2 separate regions of the Homo sapiens genome follow, and region 2 is linked to region 1. Evidence: chromatin loops called from intact Hi-C (ENCODE). Cell type or tissue: mammary epithelial cell. All regions are shown on one strand. Links, peaks and the distances in the headings refer to the core of each region. The heading gives the core; the rest is flanking DNA.

The links. Peaks named below come from ENCODE experiments on the same cell type or tissue, not always from the same donor. Only the 100,000 strongest peaks of a DNase experiment are listed, where the experiment ranks them.
Region 2: a loop joins it to region 1, with 2.8 times the contacts of the local background. A loop is called at or near these places in 5 of 110 quality-filtered maps.

The regions. Positions count from the first base shown.
Region 1 is chr10:32,134,300-32,144,577 of GRCh38, reverse strand. No RefSeq gene overlaps it. Among named protein-coding and RNA genes, the nearest start is that of KIF5B, 83 kb to the right of the region's middle. RefSeq lists silencers at 819-888, 929-978 and an enhancer at 4,612-5,341. In mammary epithelial cell, for the core only: a CTCF peak has its summit at 5,129; DNase peaks (open chromatin) are centred at 1,067, 1,717 and 5,047; H3K27ac peaks cover 2,995 bases.
Region 2 is chr10:32,184,818-32,195,095 of GRCh38, reverse strand. It overlaps the pseudogene PPIAP31. Among named protein-coding and RNA genes, the nearest start is that of KIF5B, 130 kb to the right of the region's middle. In mammary epithelial cell, for the core only: CTCF peaks have their summits at 4,024 (motif pointing left) and 5,470; no DNase peak of the experiment used is centred there; H3K27me3 peaks cover 199 bases.

The sequences.
Region 1 (10,278 bases), core at 865-8,864:
CAAAGTCCTGGGATTACAGACATGAGCCATTGCACCCAGCCAAAGGGAATATTCTTGACCAGATGGTGTCCTGAAGTGCAGGAGTGCCAAGCCCTGTCACCACCACACCCAGCTAATTTATTTATTTATTTTTATTTTTAGTAGAGATGAGGTCTCACTATGTTGCCCAGGCTGGTCTAAAACCTCTGGCCTCAAGTGATCCTCCCGTCTTGGCCTCTCAAAAGGCTGGGATTTCTAGGCATGAGCCACCGCCCCAGCTTGATGTCCTAAAGCATGAGTGCACAATGACCCCATGAATGCAATGCCCCTCAAAACCGCTGGTTCTTTAATGAGGCCATTTAAGAATTAGAGTTCTGGCTGGGTGCAGTGGCTCACGCCTGTAATTTCAGCCCTTCAGGAGGCCGAGGCAGGTGGATCATCTGAGGTCAGGAGTTCGAGACCAGCCTGACCAACATGAAGAAACCCTGTCTCTATGAAAAATACAAAACTAGCCAGGCGTGGTGGTGCATGCCTGTAATCTCAGCTACTTGGGAGGCTGAGGCAGGAGAATAGCTTGAACCCGGGAGGCGGAGGTTACAGTGAGCCGAGATCGCACCATTGCACTCCAGCCTGGGCAACAAGAGTGAAACTCCATCTCAAAAAAAAAAAAAAAAAAAAAAGAATCAGAGTTCTAGCCTGTCACGGTGGCTCACGCCTGTAATCCCAACACTTTGGGAGGCCAAGGCAGGAGGATCGCCAGAAGTTCAAGATCAGCAACATGATGAGACCCCATCTCTATAAAAAATACAAAAAGTAGCCAAATGTGGTGGTACATTCTTATAGTTCCAGCTACTTGGGAGACTGAGGTGGGAGGATCACTTGAGCCCAAGAGTTCGAGGCTGCGGGTGAGCCACTGCACCTGGCCAAGACTCTCACTTTCATTTCAGTTTGCTGTCTTAATCGGCAGCCCCCGGCAGTTCAGCCCTCTCCAGCTCAGCAGAGCTCTTGACAACACTGCCCAGACTAGTTGCCCTAGTAGTGTCATGAGTTACAAGGCTCATTCATTCATAGATTCAATAACATTTATTCAGCACCTATTATGGGCTGGGCACTTGCTGGGTGCCAGGGATACAAAGATGAGTAAGTCCTGTCCCATCACCGGCATGAAGCCAGTTCCAGTTGAGACACGTTGATTGATTCATTAGGATACAGTGTAATTCCTTCTTCCATCAAGTATTTTTTGAAAGCCTGACTTCTTGCTTGGGACCTCATATAATCCTCACAATGATTCTTTGAGATAAATTTTGTGATTGTCTTTATTGTATGGATTAGCAAACCAAGGTTCAGAGAATAAAATTTTGAGTGAATATTTTAGGCCTTCTAACTAATAAGTGATAGATGAGGATTCAAACTCAGGACTTCTGGTTTAAGTTTAGTGTGCTCTGTCTCTTTCATGCCACCCAGAGATAAGCTCTAAATAAGGACACAGAGGAAGGAATAGATTCTTCTTGGGGCTAAAGGAGGGGAATGCAGCAATATCTCAGGACTTCGAAAAAGTGCTACATACAATTACTATTATTGCTATCATAATTTAAACTCTTACTGCTTTTAATTAATGAAGATAAAAGTTGTGTGTCATCCATAAGACATCTTGCAAAGCCCTAACTTCTCCCTGAGATGGAAAGTTCCCTTGTTATGGGCATTACTCACAGCTGGTCCCTCTGGCCTATGTGCTGATGACATCAATGCTCAAGGCCATAGTGTGAGCGGTTTTCTCCAGGTGGGTTTTTGGAAAATCTGTGCATAATGACCTGCTAAACAATGACTCTCCAAAAATAGTGATTCATGAATGTGGCCATTTAAGAATCAGAGTCCTAGCTTGGCACGGTGGCTCACACCTGTAATCTCAGCATTTTGGGAGGCCAAGGCAAGAGGATGACCAGGAGTTCAAGACCAGCCTGGGCAATAAAGAGAGACTCCTTCTCTACCAAAAAAATACAAAAATTAGCTGGGTATGGTAGTGTGTTCCTGTAGTCCCAGCTACTTGGGAGACTGAGGTAGTAAGCTATGGAGTTTGAGCCCAGGAGTTTGAGGCTGCAGTGAGCTATGATTGTGTCACTGCACTGTAGCTCAGGCGGCAGAGTGAGTTTCTGTCTCTAAAAAAAAAAAAAAAGAGAGAATCAGTCCAGGCATGGTGGCTCATGCCTGTAATCTCAGCGCTTTGGGAGGCCAAGGCAGGAGGATCGCCTGAGTCCAGGAGTTTGAGACCAGCCTGGGCAATATAGCCAGTGTGGTGATGTTGCCTCTAGTCCCAGCTACTCAGGAGGCTGAGGTGGAAGGATGGCTTCAGCCCAGGAAGTCAAGGCTGCAGTGAACCCTGATGGAGCCACTGCACTCCAGCCCAGGTGACAGAGTGAGACCCTGTGTCAAAAAAAAAAAAAAAAAAGGCTGGTTCTGGTGGCTCACGCCTGTAATCCCAGCACTTCTGGAGGCCAAGGTGGGTGGATCACCTGGGGTCAGGAGTTCAAGACCAGCCTGGCCAACATGGTGAAACCCCATCTCTACTAAAAATACAAAAATTAGCTGGGCATGGTGGTGGGCATCTGTAATCTCAGCTACTTGGGAGGCTGAGGCAGGAGAATCACTTGAACCTGGGGGATGGAGGTCGTGCCACTGCACTCCAGCCTGGGTGACAGAGCGAGACTCCATCTCAAAAAAACAAACAAGCAAACAAACAAACAAAAAGCAAAACAAAAAAGAGAGAGAATCAGAGTCCCATCTGGACATAGAGGAATCCACTTACTCCACCTCTCCGGCTTGAAGGGAAAAGCTAAGCGTGGGAGTTTGCAGAATGACAATAAAGGGCGCAGCACAACTTGGAGCTACACGCAAAAGTGAGCATGATGTCACTGTCTCCTCCTTGAAACATTTCTTCTGTTTCCATGAGTGTGAAGGTATTGGGAAATATTTAAGATAAGTGCTGTTGTCTGGGGCTCCAGGACCTCTGGGGCTCCGGGACGTCTGTGCCTCCCGACAGAGATGAAGGCATGGAGGCCAACCCCGGCATGTGCCCATCGCAGGGTGGCTTCCTAGTTTTGTTTGTTCATTTCACCCCCACTTACTTCCCAGTCCTTCTTCCTTTCCAGGCTTCTCATGAAAAACACAGCCATCCCTAAGGACCCCAGAGGCCCTGCACCTTGGCTGTGCATCTGCCCCTGAAAAAATTCTGCAGCCACAGAAACAAATGCAATTTTCTTGTCTCAGGTCACCTTCAGTTAAGCTTGAATCAGCCAGCCCAAGTGACCGGCTATGACATTCATTTCCCTCTTAGATCTCTGCTCCTCCTAAACAATAAAGCTTCAAGGTGCCAACAAGGAAGACTGAATTTTATTCTGTCAGATTGAGTGGTAGCCAACTGATGACCTCACTCAATTTCAGGCTTCCCAGTTATCAAACAGGACTTGCATAAGCACCGATGATCTGAAATTAAGTTTACTGGAGAAGGAGTACAAAGAGCTACTAAGTACCGTGAAGCTCTTGTTAGTTATTGAGTAGTAATAGGAATCAGTAGAATCCCCATTCATTTGTATCTCTTCTCGTAATAAGCATCAATTGAGCACCCACTGCATGCAGGGCCCTCTGCTTGTCACCCATGGGGGTACACAGACACAATCTCTACCCTTCCAGAATTTAGCACCTTAAAACCAGCCAAGTGGAGTGCTGGAAACGAGGGGCAAAAGGTGTCCTCAGTGGTGCGCTAAGTTGGTTCTGAGCAATGTGTCACAGTGCAAACCAAAAATAAAATTCTAAAGCCCACTAACCATCTGAATGGATCCCTCCTTTCAGCCAATGGCATTTGAAAGTTCACCTGAAAAAACTAGTTCAGGCCATGATGGAAGGGGGCGTTGGACATGCCTCATGATCCCCTCCTGTCTTTGGAATTCAGGAAAAGCTGACCAACATTAACATTAACACAGACCTTAAGTCTGATAAGAAACATTTACAATCTATTCTCTCTGAAGCCTACTACCCAGAGGCTTCATCCGCATGATAAAAACTTGGTGTCTACAACCCCTTTTCGTAACCCAAACATTCCTTTCTGTTGATAATAACTTTTTCAACCAATTGCCAAACAGAACATTTTAAAATCTATCTATGACCTGGAAGCTGCCCCATCTTTAAGTTGTCCCGCCCTTCCAGATGGAACCAATACACATCTTAGACATATTGATTAATGTCTCGTGTCTCCATCAAATGTATAAAAGCAAGCTATGCCCCGACCTTGTTGGGCACATGTCACCAGGACCCCCTGAGGTGTGTCATGGGTGCATCCTTAACCTTGGCAAGATAAGCTTTCTAAATTGACTGAGTCCTGTCTCAGATGCTTCTGGGTTCATAACGGATACCCCATACCTACATTTTGAATAAACAAGCAAGACTGATGATGGCTGGGTGTGGCGGCTCAAGTCTGTAATCCAAGCACTTTGGGAGGCTGAGGTAGGTGGATCACTTGAGGCCAGGAGTTTGAGACTGGCCTGGTCAACATGGCGAAACCCTATGGCGAAACCCTATCTCTACAAAAAAAAAAAAAAAAAAAAAATGAGCTGAGCATGGTGGCGCATGCCTGTAGTCCCAGCTACTTGGGAGGCTGAGATGGGAGGATTGTTTCAGCCCAGGAGATGAAGGTTGCAGTGAGCCCTAGTTGCGCCTTTGCACTCCAGCCTGGGTGACAGAGTGAGATCCCATCTCAAAAAAAGAATGATGCTGACCACAGCTGGTTTTGCTCACATGTCTCTTTAGTCATCGGAGAGGCCAGGCCCTGGCCAACCCCCAGTCCTCCCGCTGGACTTAATGCATGTGGGCAGTTTGGTTTCTGCCAAAGGCCAACAGGGTTCACCTCAGGTCTGTTAGTGGCACTTTGGGGCTTTAAGTGCAGTCATTTTTAATTCATGAAATTCAAAGGAGACACTGAATGAGTTGGCTCTCCAGCCCTTAACAGGCTGGCCTGAGCATTTTGGGGCGGAAGCATTTTGTAAGGGATTGGAGAAGCCACGCCTTGACCCAGGCAGGGAAAAGGATGACTCAGCCTGAGCCACTGAGGTTGGGCAGGAAACAGCTGATTCTCCTGCTGTGGTGCTAGGCAGGACTGCCTCCCCGCGGGGAGCGGCAGGGGGGTGGGCAGGGGAACAGGTTGCCTTGGGAATCTGGAGTGACTTTAACTGGCAGCTCTTTTTCTTCTCTTCCTTGGGTTATTCCTGGGGATTTGGGGAAAGAGTTGAGCAACAGGCTGGGTTAAAGGAGACAAAATAGAAAGGAAATGAGGAGCTCTGCAAGGCCATCCCTCGAAATAGGCCAGCAAATTCAACTCTTGGAGCCTCTTAGGGAGTCAGGTGGAACCAGGAGGAGCACAAAACACAGGAGAGATCCTTAACACACTGTAAAACGTGAATGTGTTTTTTTGCACCTGGCAAGAAGCCCCCAAAGCTGTACTCTTCAAGGAACTGCCAGCAGCCTGCAGAGATGGTCTTGCGTAGCTTCTGTCAGTCAAGAAAAATGATGAGACAAGTCTCATTTTAGGAGGTTTATTTGCCAAAGCTAAGGACGCACACTGTGACACAGCCTCAGGAGGTCCTGATGACATGTGTCCAAGGTGGGTCGGGGCACAGCTTGGTTTTACACATTTAGGGAGACATGAGACATCAATCAATATATTTAAGAAGTACATTGGTTTGTCCAAAAAGGTGGGTGCCAGGCCTCTGAGCCCAAGCTAAGCCATCATATCCCCTGTAACCTGCATGTATACATCCAGATGGCCTGAAGCAACTGAAGATTCACAAAAGAAGTGAAAATAGCCTTAACTGATGACATTCCACCATTGTGATTTGTTCCTGCCCTACCCTTACTGATACATACATTCTGCCCCACCCTTAAGAAGGTAATTTGTAATATTCTCCCCTAGCCCTTAAGAAGGTACTTTGTATGCCTATCCCAAACCTATAAGAACTAATGATAATCCCACCACCCTTTGCTGACTCCTTTTTTGGACTCAGCCTGCCTGCACCCAGGTGAAATATACAGCCTTGTTGCTCACACAAAGCCTGTTGGTGGACTCTCTTCACACGGACCCGCGTGACATTTGGTGCCGAAGACCCGGGACAGGAGGACTCCTTCGGGAGACCGGTCCCCTGTCCTCGCCCTCACTCCCTAGGGAGATCCACCTACGACCTCAGGTCCTCAGCCCAACCAGCCCAAGGAACATCTCACCAATTTCAAATCTGGTAAGCGGTGTTTTCACTCGTCTTCAGCCTCTCTTGCTACCCTTCAATCTTCCTCTCTCGCTACCCTTCAATCTCCCTGTCCTTCCAATTCCAGTTATTTTCCCTCTCTAGTAGAGACAAAGGAGACACATTTTATCCGTGGACCCGAAACTCCGGCGCCGGTCACGGACTCGGGAAGACAGTCTTCCCTTGGTGTTTAATCACTGCGGGGACGCCTGCCTGATTATTCACCCACATTTCATTGGTGTCTGATCACCACGGGGACGCCTGCCTTGGTCATTCACCCACATTCCCTTGGTGGCAAGTCAATTGCGGGGACGCCTGCTTTGGCTGCTCACCCACCCCCTTCTCTGTGTCTCTACCTTTCTCTTTAAACTTACCTCCTTCACTATGGGCAACCTTCCGCCCTCCATTTCCCCTTCTTCTCCCTTAGCCTGTGTGAAAAGCTCCCAATGTGACTTGTCTCAAATCTTTCTTCTTTCTTTCCTGTCTGTTCGTTCAGTTTCCACCCGAAGCTCTGAGTCCTTTGAATCCTTCTTTTCTACGGACTCATCCGACCTCTCCCCTTCTCCCCAGGCTGCTCCTCGCCAGGCCTAGCCAGGTCCCAATTCTTCCTCAGCCTCTGCTCCCCCTCCCTATAATCTTTCTATTATCTCCCCTCCTCATACCTGGTCTGGCCTACAGTTTTGTTGCGCGACTAGCCCTCCTCCACCTGCCCAACAATTTCCTCTTAAGGAGGTGGCTGGAGCTAAAGGCATAGTCAAGGTTAATGCTCCTTTTTTCTTTTTCTGACCTCTCCCAGATCAGTTAGCATTTAGGCTCTTTTTCATCAAATATACAAACCCAGCCCAGTTCATGGCCCGTTTGGCAACAACCCTTAGACACTTTACTGTCCTAGACACCAGAGGAAGGCTGTCTTATTCTCAATATACATTTTATTACCCAATCCACTCCCAACATTAGAACAAGTGCCAAAAATTAGATTCCGGCCCTCAAACCCCACAACAGGACATAATTAACCTCACCTTCAAGGTGTACAATAATAGAGTAGAGGCAGCCAAGTAGCCACGTATTTCTGAGTTGCAATTACTTGCCTCCACTGTGAGAGAAACTCCAGCCACATCTCCAGCACACAAGAATTCCAAAACGTCTGAACCGCAGTGGCCAGCTGTTCCTCCAGGACCGCCTCCCCCAGGATCTTGCTTCAAGTGCTGGAAATCTGGCCACTAGGCCAAGGAATGTCTGCAGCCCGGGATTCCTCCTAAGCCATGTCCCATCTGTGCAGGACCCCACTGGAAATCCGACTGTCCAACCCCACAGCCACTCCCAGAGCCCCTGGAACTCTGGCCCAAGGCTCTCTGACTGACTCCCTCCCAGATCTTCTCGGCTTAGCAGCTGAAGACTGACACTGCCTGATTGCCTTGGAAGACTATAGGACCATCACAGATGCTTTGCGTAACTCTTACAGTGGAGGGTAAGTGGGTCCCCTTCTTAATCAATACGGAGGCTACCCACTCCACATTACCTTCTTTTCAAGGGCCTGTTTCCCTTGCCCCCCATAACTGTTGTGGGTATTGACGGCCAAGCTTCACAACCCCTTAAAACTCCCCCACTCTGGTGCCAACTTGGACAACATTCTTTTATGCACTCTTTTTTAGTTATCCCCATCTGCCCAGTTCCCTTATTAGGTGGAGACATTTTAACTACATTATCTGCTTCCCTGATTATTCCTGGGCTACAACCACACCTCATTGCTGCCTTTTCTCCCAGTTCAAAGCCTCCTTCACATCCTCTCCTTGTATCTCCCCACCTTAATCCACAAGTATAGGACACTTCTACTCCTCCTTGACGATCGATCATGCACCCCTTACCATCCCATTAAAACCTAATCACCCTTACCCTGCTCAATGCCAATATCCCATCCCACAGTATGCTTTAAAAGGATTAAAGCCTGTTATCACTTGCCTATTACAGCATGGCCTTTTAAAGCCTATAAACTCTCCTTACAATTCCCCCATTTTACCTGACCAAAAACCAGACAAGTCTTACAGCTTAGTTCAGGATCTGTGCCTTATCAACCAAATTGTCTGGCTTATCCACCCCTTGGTGCCAAACCCATATACTCTCCTATCCTCAATACCTCCCTCCACAACCCAGTCTAGATAAACCTAGCTGACCCCATAAATCCTAAATCCTTTCCCCACTCCCCTTTCCATTCCTTAAAAAACAGCCCTAAAAGCTGCTCCCACACTAGCTTTCCCTAACTCATCCCAACCCTTTTTATTACACACAGCCGAAGTACAGGGCTGTGCGGTCAGAATTCTTACACAAGAGCCGGGACCGTGCCCTGTAGCCTTTCTGTCCAAACAACTTGACCTAACTGATTTAGCATAGCCCTCATGTCTGTGTGTGGCAGCTGCCGCTGCTTTAATAATTTTAGAGGCCCTCAAAATCACAAGCTATGCTCCACTTAACTCTCTACAGTTCCCATAACTTTCAAAATCTATTTTCCTCCTCACACTTGATGCATATACTTTCTGCCCCCTAGCACCTTCAGCTATATACTCAGTCTTTGTTGAGTCTCCCACAATTACCATTGTTCCTGGCCCAGACTTCAATCCGGCCTCCCACATTATTCTGGATACCACACCTGACCCCCATGACTGTATCTCTCTGATCCACCTGACATTCACTCCATTTCCCCATATTTCCTTCTTTCCTGTTCCTCACCCTGATCACACTTGGTTTATTGATGGCAGTTCCACCAGGCCTAATTGCCACTCACCAGCAAAGGCAGGCTATGCTATAGTATCTTACATGTCTATCATTGAGGCTACTGCTCTGCCCCCCTCCACTACCTCTCAGTAAGCCAAACTCATTGCCTTAACTGGGGCCATCACTCTTGCAAAGGGACTACGCATCAATATTTATACTGACTCTAAATATGCCTTGCATATCCTGCACCATCATGCTGTTATATGGGCAGAAATAAATTTCCTCACTATGCAAGGGTCCTCCATCATCAATGCCTTTTTAATAAAAACTCTTTTCAAAGCCGCTTTACTTCCAAAGGAAGCTGGAGTCATTCACTGCAAGGGCCATCAAAAGGCATCAGATCTCATCACTCAGGGCAACACTTATGCTGATAAGGTAGCTAAAGAAGCAGCTAGCTTCCAACTTCTGTCCCTCATGACCAGTTTTTCTCCTTCTCATTGGTCACTCCTCTTTACTCTCCCACTGAAGTTTCCACCTATCAATCTCTTCCCACACAAGGCAAATGGTTCTTGAACCAAGGAAAATATCTCCTTCCAGCCTCACAGGCCCATTCTATTCTGTTGTCATTTCATAACCTCTTCCATGTAGGTTACAAGCCGTTCGCCCACCTCTTAAATCCTCTCATTTCCTTTCCATCATGAATATCTATCCCCAATCCTCCACTCTTGACTCCCTCTTGGAGTGGATAGATGATCTTTGCTGACAGGACACACTCCAACACTTTCATCCCGATGAAGTCCTATTGTTTACTTTTATACTCACTCTTATTCTCGTTCCCATTCTTATGCCACCTACTACCTCTCCCCAGCTATCTCCACCACACTATCAATCTCACTCACTATCTCCTAGCCATTTCTAATCGTTCTTTAACAAACAATTGCTGGCTTTGCATTTCTCTTTCCTCCAAAATCGCTGAGGCCTCAATTTACTCACTGCTGAAAAATGAGGACTCTGTATATTTTTAAATGAAGAGTGTTGTTTTCACCTAAATCAACCTGGCCTGGTATATGACAACATAAAAAAACTCAAGGATAGAGCCCAAAAACTCACCAACCAAGCAACTAATTATGCTGAACCCCCTTGGTCACTCTGTACTTGGATGTCCTGGGTCCTCCCAATTCTTAGTCCTTTAATACCTGTTATTCTCCTTCTCTTATTTGGACCTTGTATTTTCCTTTTAGTTTCTCAGTTCATACAAAACCGCATCCAGGCCATCACCAATAATTCTATATGACAAATGCTCCTT
Region 2 (10,278 bases), core at 663-8,662, 51 kb before region 1:
GCGCCATTGCACTCCACCCTGGGCAACAAGAGCGAAACTCAAAAAAAAAAAAAAAAAGAAAACCCTAAATATTTCTGAAAATTATTAGAACTGATACATGAATGTAGCAAAGTTGCAGGATAAAAAATCAACATGCAAAGTCAGTTACATTTCTATATGCCAAGAATTAACAATCTGATAAGATAAATTTTAAAAACTATTTTATTTATTTATTTTTATTTTATTTATTTATTTATTTTTTTGAGACAGAGTCTCGCTCTGTTGCCAGGCTGGAATGCGGTAGCGCGATCTCAGCTCACTGCAACCTCCGCCTCCTGGGTTCAAGTGATTCTCCTGCCTCAGCCTCCAGAGTAGCTGGGATTACAGGCACGTGCCACCACGCCCAGCTAATTTTTGTATTTTTAGTAGAGACGGGGTTTCACCATGTTGGCCAGGATGGCCTTGATCTCTTGACCTCATGATCCACTTGCCTCAGCCTCCCAAAGTTTACAGGCTGTAATCCCAAAGGGATTACAGGTGTGAGCCACTGCACCTGGCCAAAACTATTTTATTTATAATAGTATCGAAGAGAATAAAATGCTTAGAATAAGCTTAATCAAGGAGACGAAAGACTTGTACAATAAAAACTATAAAACATTGGTGAATAAAATTAGGGCACAAATAAATAGAAAAAGGTCTCATGTCCATAGAATGTATGACTTACTGTTGTTAAGATGTTTATACTATGCAAAGCAATCCACAGGTTCAAATCCTATCCAAATCCCAATGATATTTTTTGCAGAAATAGAAAAATCCATACTAAAATTATAATTAATATGAAATCTCAAGGGACCCCAAATAGCCAAAACAGTCTTTTCCTTTTTTTGAGATGAAGTCTCACTCTGTCACCCAGGCTGGAGTGCAGTGGCACCATCTGGGCTCATTGCAACCTCCGCCTCCCAGTTTCAAGCAATTGCCCTGCCTCGGCCTCCTGAGTAGCTGAGATTACAGGTGTACACCACCATGCCCAGCTAATTTTTGTATTTTTAGTAGAGATGGGGTTTCACCATGTTGGGCAGGCTGGTCTCAAACTCCTGACCTCGTGATCCGCCTGCCTCGGCCTTCCAAAGTGCTGGGATTACAGGTGTGAGCCACCGCACCTGGCTGAAAACAATCTTAAAAAAGAACAAAGCTGGAGGACTCGCCCCCTCCTGATTTCAACAAAGCTACAATAATCAAAACAGTGTGGTACTGGCATTAAAAAAAAGACATATAGACCAATGGAATGGGGTAGACAGCCCCAAAATAAACCATTGCATATATGGTCAAATGATTTTCAACAAGGATGACAAGACCATTCAATGGAGAAAGGACAGTCTTTTCAAAAATTGATGTTGGGAAAACTGGATATCCACATACAAAAAAAATGAAGTAGGACTCATATACAAAATTAACTCAAAATAGATCAAAAACATAAATATAAGACCTAAAACTATAAAACTCTTAGAAGAAAACATACAAGAAAATCTTCATGACATAAGATCTGGCAGTGACTTTTTGGATATAACACCAACACACAGACAACAATAAAAAAGACATAAATTGGATTACATCAAAATTAAAAACTTATTTGAATCAAAGGACACTATCAACAGAGTGAAAAGCCAAAAACCCATGGAATGGGATAAAGCATTTGCAAATCATATATCTAATAAGGAGTTAATAGCTAGAATATATAAAGAACTCTCACAACTCAACAACAAAACAACCCAATTTAAAAATTGGCAAAGAACTTCAAAGAAGATACACAAATGGCCAATAAGCACATGAAAAGATGCTCAGTATTGCTAATCATTAGGGAAATCCAAAGCGAAACCACCTCATGAGATACCACCTCATACATATTAGAATGGCTGCTCTCAAAAACAAACAAACAAACAAAAATCACAAACACAAAAAGCAAAAAATAACAAGTGTTGGCAAGAAATGGTGAATGTGGAACCCTCCTACACTGCTGGTAAAAATGTAAAGTGGTGCGGCCACTGTGGAAAATCGCATGACGGCTCCTCAAAAAATTGAAAATAGAACTACCACATTATCTGGCAGTTTTCTTTCTGAGTATACACCCAAAATAATCAAAAGTAGGGCCTTGGAGAGATATTTGTATACCTATATTCATAGCACCATTATTCACAATAACCAAAAGGTAGAAGCAACCCAAATGTCCATTGATGGATGAGTAGATAAACAAATTGTGATATATACCTACCATGGAATATTATTCAGCCTTAAAAAGGAAGTACATTCTGACACATACTACAATGTGGATGAAATTTGAGGACATTATCCTATGTGAAATAAGCTACAGGACTAAGTGAAATAAGCTAGTCACAAAATACTGTATGATTCCACATATATGAGGTCCCTGGAGTAGACAAAGTCATAGAGACAGAAAGCAGAATGGTGATTTCCAGAGCCTGGGAAACTGAGGGAATCGAGCTGTTGTTTAATGGGTACAGAGTTTTAGTTTGGGAAGATGAAAATGTCTGGTGATGGACGGCAATGATGGTTGTACAACAATGTGAATGTACCTTAATGCCGCTTAAAATGGCTAAAATGGTAAGTTTTATGTTCATTATATTTTACCATAATTAAAAAAAAATACTGTATTGGGAAAAATAATAGAATAGCAAGTTTTCTATTAAAATTGCCTTTAATTACCAAAAAATTAGTAAGATTTAATGTAGGGTTTTTTGCAGATACCCATTACCAAATTAAAGTTTGTTTTTAAATTTAATTTTATTATTATTTCACTCTGTTGATAGTGTCCTTTGATTCAAAGATGTTTTTAATTTTTAATTTTATTATTAATAAATTTATTATTATTATTTTTTGAGACCAGTCACCCAAGCTGGAGTGTAGTGGTGCAATCTCGGCTCACTGCAACTTCCACCTGCTTGGTTCAAGCCATTCTCCCACCTCAGACTCCTGAGTATCTGGGATTATAGGTGTGCACCACCACACTCAGCTAATTTTTTGTATTTTTGGTAGAGATGGGGTTTTGCCATGTTGGCCAGGCTGGTCTCGAACTCCTGACCTCAGGTGATCCACCTGCCTTGGTCTCCCAAAGTGCTGGGATTATAGGCATGAGCCACTGCCCCCAGCCAGAAGTTTCCGTCTATTCACAGTTTGCAATGAGTTTTTACTTTGAATGAGTATTGAATTTTGGTGGAGACTTTCCTGTATCTAATGAGTAAATTATACAATTTTCCTCCTTTATTCTCTTAGTACATAAGTTACATTGTTTGTTTCTCAAATATTTAACCAACTTCGCAATTTTGGAATAAACATAAATTGGTTGGAAAAAATAAAAATTCCACCAACTTATCATAGGATTATTATATAATATGCAACATAATAACTGGCAGTACAATAAGTGCTCAATAAATGTTTCCAGCCATTTTTAAAATCACAAACTTGAGAGAAAAGGCTGAAATGTTACTCTAAATTCTCCTGCAAGAGTTTACTGAGCAAATATATACAACTCTTATATAGCAATGAAAGTAAATAATTTAAAAAATGCTTGCTGAGGATTCTGTCCTTTCAATTCTTGGGGAACAGTATCTGAGTGATCTGTGGCCAGTGAACTCTCCAAAAAAATTATTTCTAAGAATAGATTGCTGCAAATATGGGGAGCTCCTAAATATGAAACAAGCATTGTCACCAGGGAATGCTGAGAATCCTGCAAGATAAATAGAAATTTAACATTCAGTGTGCTTAAGTAGTAGTCACAATAATTAATACTCTTAAGCAGAATTATATGCCAAATTCTGGCCAGGACATAGCATTAGACAGTTTTTCTGCCCAAAGAGCACTTTGCTGCTCACTTATTTACATTTTCCATTATTTGGAACCCAAATAGATTTTTCTTACTTTGTTACATTAAAAGTCACTGTGGAATACAGTTACAGAGAACCCAAAAAGTATTTTAAGATTTGAAAGTGATTGTCTGGGTAGTTTTTAGACCAAAAGTTGCCATCTAGTGGCACTAATTATTAGTGCAGACACAGTGAAACAAAAGAAAAAAAAGGGAACTAATATTTTTCTAGAAACTGTTCTGTGCCAAGCACTGCAATAGGTACTTTATTTCTTTACATCTTTTAGTCTTCTCCCATCTTCTTTGTTATGAATGTGTCACTTCTGTCATGCCTCCTCACAAGCTGATGATGAGAAGCAAAAGAGTTGTTTCTGTTAACATTTCATGGAGATGCAATAGGAGAAAAGCCAGAGAGGAGTAGTCTAGAAATGGAAGCTTCATTAAAAGAGAGAGAGCAATACAGAATGAGGAGTTCTAGGACTCACATATCAGGCACCTTCTTCCATGATCATGTGAGTTACATGAATCAGTGGATCCCCACATTGCCTCGGATGTAAGAACTCCGTAGAAAGCAGTGAGAACAGTGACCGTGATGCTGATAACTGTATCATAAGCTTTTTGGGACAGAGACCACATCATATAGTGTTTGCATTCTCTGTGGTCCACGAAGCCTCTTCTGTAAGAGCACTCATCCTGTTCATGAGGACTCCACCTTTATGACCTAATCACCTTTGGGAGGTGCAAGATAAATAGAAATTTATCACCTCCACACCTACAATACAATCACATTAGGGATTAGGTGTCAACATGTGAATTTTTTTTTTTTTTTTTTTTTTTTTTTAGACACAGTCTTGCTCTGTTGTCCAGGCTAGAGTGCAGTGGCACTATCTCTGCTCACTGCAACCTTCATCTCCCGGAGTCAAGTGATTCTCCTGCCTCAGCCTCCCGAGTAGCTGGGATTACAGGCGTGCACCACCACGCTGGGTGAATTTTTGTATTTTCAGTAGAGCCAGGGTTTCACCATGTTGGCCAGGCTGGTTTTGAACTCCTGACCTCAGATGATCTGCCTGCCTTGGCCTCCCAAAGTGCTGGGATTACAGGTGTGAGCCACTGTGCCCAGCTTCGACATGTGAATTTTGAGGGGACTTAAACATTCAATCTACAGAAGAAACTAAATATCCCCACTCCTCTGAGGGCAAGAGGAAGAAAGGCTTTGGTCTGCCTCCTGCTCTGTCCACAAGCCTGGGTCCAGGCGGCTGGGAAAGGAACCCTGAGGACTTTCCTAACTAGTCACTTGAAGTCCACTTCATCAATAACGATGCCCCAGCTACCTTGGGAGAAATGGCCTCTCGCCCAGCAGGGATGCAGAATGAGAACTTTCACAAGAATGTTGACTGAAGGAGGTAATCAATACTCTTGCAGTTATTTCAAACACAAAAGCCTATGAAGGCAACTCAATTACTCTCACGCCTCCTTTTCTGACTTACTTTCAGAACCTTGTCAAAGGCTAGTAGTGTTGGGTGCCTTTTTTTTTTTTTATTCATTTACTTACACTATTCAAGCATGCTCTTTTCCTGGTAGAATTTTTTCTGCTTTCTGGATAAAGACACCCAGTGTCCAAAAAGTGAACAGCATGGGAATATGGAGACTTATCAGATGGAACTTTGACCTCCAAAGAGGCTTTGCTGCATCTTTTCTTCCTTCCTTGTCTGTTTTGTCATTTCCTATTTTTTTTTTTTTTTTTTTTAGACAGAGTCTTGCTCTGTCACCCAGGCTGGAGTGCAGTGGCAAGATCTTGGCTCACGGCAACCTCCACCTCCTGGGTTCAAGTGATTCTCCTCCCTCTGTCTACAGAGTAGCTGGGATTACAGGTGCCCACCACCACGCCCAGCTAATTTTTTTTTTTTTTTTTAAAGTAGAGACGGGGTTTCACCATGTTGGCCAGGCTGGTCTACAACTCCTGGCTTCCAGTGATCCACCCACCTCGGCATCCCAAAGTGCTGAGATTACAGGCATGAGCCACCATGCCTGGCCTATTTTGTCATTTCTTATTTTCATTTATTTGGTTCTTTTTATCTGGCAGTGTTGTAGGAGTTATTAAGAAATTATTGGCTGGGTGCGGTGGCTCACAGCCTATAATCCCTGCTCTTTGGGAGGCCGAGGCAGGTGGATCACTGGAGGTCAGGAGTTCCAGACCAGCCTGACCAACAAGGTGAAACCCCATCTCTACTGAAAAATACAAAATTAGCTGAGCATGGTGGCAGGCATCTTTAGTCACAGCTATTCGGGAGGCTGAGACAGCAGAATTGCTTGAACCCGAGAGGTGGAGGTTGCAGTGAGCCGAGATTGTGCCACTGCACTCCAGCCTTGGTGATGGAGCCAGACAGACGCTGCTGCCGAGGAAAACCTTGTATTATTAGGCATGGTCAACCCCACCGTGTTCTTCGACATTGCCATCGACGGCGAGCCCTTGGGCCGCGTCTCCTTTTAGCTGTTTGCAGACAAGTTCCCAAAGACAGCAGAAAATTTTCGTGCTCTGAGCACTGGAGAGAAAGGATTTAGTTATAAGGGTTCCTGCTTTCACAGAATTATTCCAGGGTTTATGTATCAGGGTCGTGACTTCACACGCCATAATGGCACTGGTGGCAAGTCCATCTATGGGGAGAAATTTGAAGATGAGAACTTCATCCTAAAGCATACAGGTCCTGGCATCTTGTCCATGGCAAATGCTGGACCCAACACAAATGGTTCCCAGTTTTTCATCTGCACTGCCAAGACTGAGTGGTTGGATGGCAAGCATGTGGTCTTTGGCAAAGTGAAAGAAGGCATGAATATTATGGAGGCCATGGAGCGCTTTGGGTCCAGGAATGGCAAGACCAGCAAGAAGATCACCATTGCTGACTGTGGACAACTCGAATAAGTTTGACTTGTGTTTTATCTTAACCACCAGACCATTCCTTCTGTAGTTCAGGAGAACACCCTTCCACCCCATTTGCTCGCAGTATCCTAGAATCTTTGTGCTCTTGCTGCAGTTCCATGTTTTCCTTGTTCCCTCCCATGCCTAGCTGGATTGCAGAGTTAAGTTTATGATTATGAAATAAAAACCAAATAACAAAAAAACAAGAAAAGAAATTATTTTAGTCAGATAGAGACAAAAGGGGTCCTTTGGAAGTTTTCGTTTTTTAAAGCATCTCTGGAAAAGTTTCTTGTAAAGCCCCAGCTCTTAGAGCCAGGCTGGCAACCTTTGATAAGCAAATGATGGCCATTAGAAACTGGGTCCACCCAAACATGGCCATTCCTGCAGCCTTCTTGCCCTTGCCCCACATGTTCCTGGCAATATGGCCGCCCCCGCATATCCCCACATGTGTAGAACATCATGGCACCCTGTATTTGCATATTAAAAAGCTAGGGTGGGAGAGCCAGCTTTTTCACGGGCTACGTGAATGACATGCCTGGCCAAACCAATCCCCTGAGCCCTATGTAAATCAGACACCACCTCCTCCAGCCTCTGTATATATACCTGGCTGGTATCCGTGGCAGGTGGGGTTTCCTCTTTTGGCTTTAGAGGCCCCCCTCCCTCTGTCTCTGTATGGGGGAGGGTCTTCCTTCTGTCTTCTCCCTTCCTTCTTGCCTATTAAACTCTCCAGTCATTAAAACTACTCCACGTGTGTCCCTGCCGTTTTTTCTAATTCAACTTGAGAGGAAGAACCTGGTGTTCCTTCACTCATTGGAGCTGTATCAGCAGCTCCACTTAACTTAAATCTCAGAGCTAAAAATGTTGCCTTAAAGAAATTTTTTTAAAGAACAGGTTTAGAGAAATTAGTGGTCTCAAAACTGGAGTAGGGACTTAATTTTTGTCAAGTTAGGGTTGTAGGAGAAACCAGGAAAAGTATTACTGTTCTCTCTACAGCTAAGACAGAGATTTAGGGGGATATGCTGAGGCACACCACTTCCCTAAATTTAGTAACTTGCTAGAGAGCTCCAAGACTCAATAGGAAATTATACTCATGGCTCAGATTTATTACAGCCAATGATACAGAATAAAAGCAAGCAGGAAATAGACATGCAATGGAGGAGTCCAGAGAGGTCTCACACAGGCTTCGGATGTCCTTCCCTGTCCGAGACCACAGGAGTGCTTTCTTTTTCTGGCAGCAAAACTACACTACAGGAACGTGTGTGGAATATCTCTATCCAGGGAAACCCACTGGAGTATCAGGGTGCAAGGTTTACTGGGAGAGGATGGTCACATACGCATATTCTCTTAGCAACCAGCCATGGCAACCAAAATTGAGAACCCAACACAGAATCTAGGTGCCCATCCTCAATCTTGATTTTTTTTTTTTTTTTTTTTGAGACAGAGTCTTACTCCGTCACCCAGGCTAAAGTGCAGTGGCGTGATCTCGGCTCACTGCAACCTCTGCCTCCTGGGTTCAAGTGCTTCTCCTGCCTCAGCCTCCCGAGTAGCTGAGATTACAGGCGCATGACACACCAGGCTAATTTTTGTATTTTTCTTAGTAGAGATGGGGTTTCACCATGTTGGCCATGCTGGTCTCTATCCCTGACCTCAAGTGATCCTCCAGCCTCAGCCTCTGCCTCCCAAAGTGCTGGGATCACAGGTGTGAATCGCCACGCCCGGCCACTCATTTCTGATGTTTGTGTGAAGAAATTTCACCATCTGATCTGGCACAGTCCATTGCTCCTGGTGTGTATGAGAAAATCACCAATCACTAACTATCACAAAGAACATTCCAAGGGCCACATTCCCAGAGTTGGCCAATGGTCAATCATGGTACCCTGATATATGCAAGGAGTAGGCTACCAGATCTGCTTGTTAACTCTTTCCTCCCAGGAGGGCACTAGTAACTCCAACTGGTGGCACCAGAAAGTCAGGAGCTGAAAATATACAACTATGACCCAGGTTGGTCAATTAGGTTCTCCTATAAAATTGACTGTCCATCAACTATCAACAGAAATACTAATTCATCACTAATTTAAATTCATTAACAGATATGACATTCCAAACAAAATTAAAAGAAGGAAATATATTTACGCACAAGTAAAGTATCGTCCTCATCCTAGAGGAAATATAAATGAAAGGCATTTGAAAATGATAAGCATTAGGTAAGTGTGACCCCTGTTAATGCCCCGCAGGACTGGCAAACAGGCTCAGGCCTTCCCTACTAAGAACCCAGCCTGCTTAATGGATGATCTCAGAGGCAGATAAGTGCACTTCATGGTCAGAAGCTTCAGACCCCTGTCCCCTCTTCCCTGTTCCCTGAGCCTGAACAAGACAGCTGTGGAGTTTTGTCTTGATGACTTTTTTTTTCGAGATGGAATCTCGCTCTGTCACCCATGCTGGAGTGCAGTGGTGTGATCTTGGCTCACTGCAACCTCCACCTCCGAAGTTCAAGCGATTCTTGTGCCTCAGCCTCCCGAGTAGCTGGAATTACAGGCACCCGCCACCACGCCCGGCTAATTTTTTGTATTTTTAGTGGAGATGGGGTTTCACCATGTTGGCCAGGCTGGTCTCAAACTCCTGATCTCAAGTGGTCTGTCTGTTTTAGCCTCCCAAAGTGCTGGGATTACAGGCATGAGCCACCACGCCTGGCTTCTTGATAACTCTCTTTAGCTGAAAGTCACTCATTCCTTGACCCACTCGCATTTCCAGCGGATACTCAAACTAGGTGCCTTTTCTCAAAGAGAACTGCATTTACTTTTCCAAAGAGATTTTTTTTTTGAAAATTTCCCCCTAAATTCATTCTTACTGTAGGCTTCTTTGTCCAAATCAGAAACAGAAATTGCATTACCCTCGGCCACCCAATACTATGTTTAGCCACCTTAGATGTTTAGATATTTGAGATGATCTAATCCAGTTTTCTCATTTCCAGGTACAAACTTTTATTTTTATTTTAGACCTGGGGTCTTGGTCTGTAGCCAGATTGGAGTGCAGGAGTGCAATTCTAGCTCACTGCAGCCTCAAGCTCCTGGGTTCAGGTGATCCTCCCCTGTCAGCCTCCTGTACCTAGGACTACAGGAGCGCACCACCATCCCAGCTATTTTTATTTCATTTTATTTTTTCTTTTTTATAGTCTCTAATTGAAGTTATTTATTTAGTTAGTTAGTTTTTGACAGCTCTGTTACTCAGGCTGGAGTGCAATGGTGCGATCTCAGCTCACTGCAACCTCTGACTCCTGGATTCAAGCAATTCTTCTGCCTTAGCCTCCCAAGTAGCTGGAATTACAGGTACACACCACCACATCCAGCTAATTTTTGTATTTTTAGTAGAGGCAGGGTTTCTCCATGTTAGCCATGCTGATCTCGAACTCCTGACCTCAGGTGATCTGCCCACCTCAGCCTCCCAAAGCGTTGGGATTAGTGGATCACCACGCCCGACCTCTAATTGAAGTTAAAATGTATTTTTT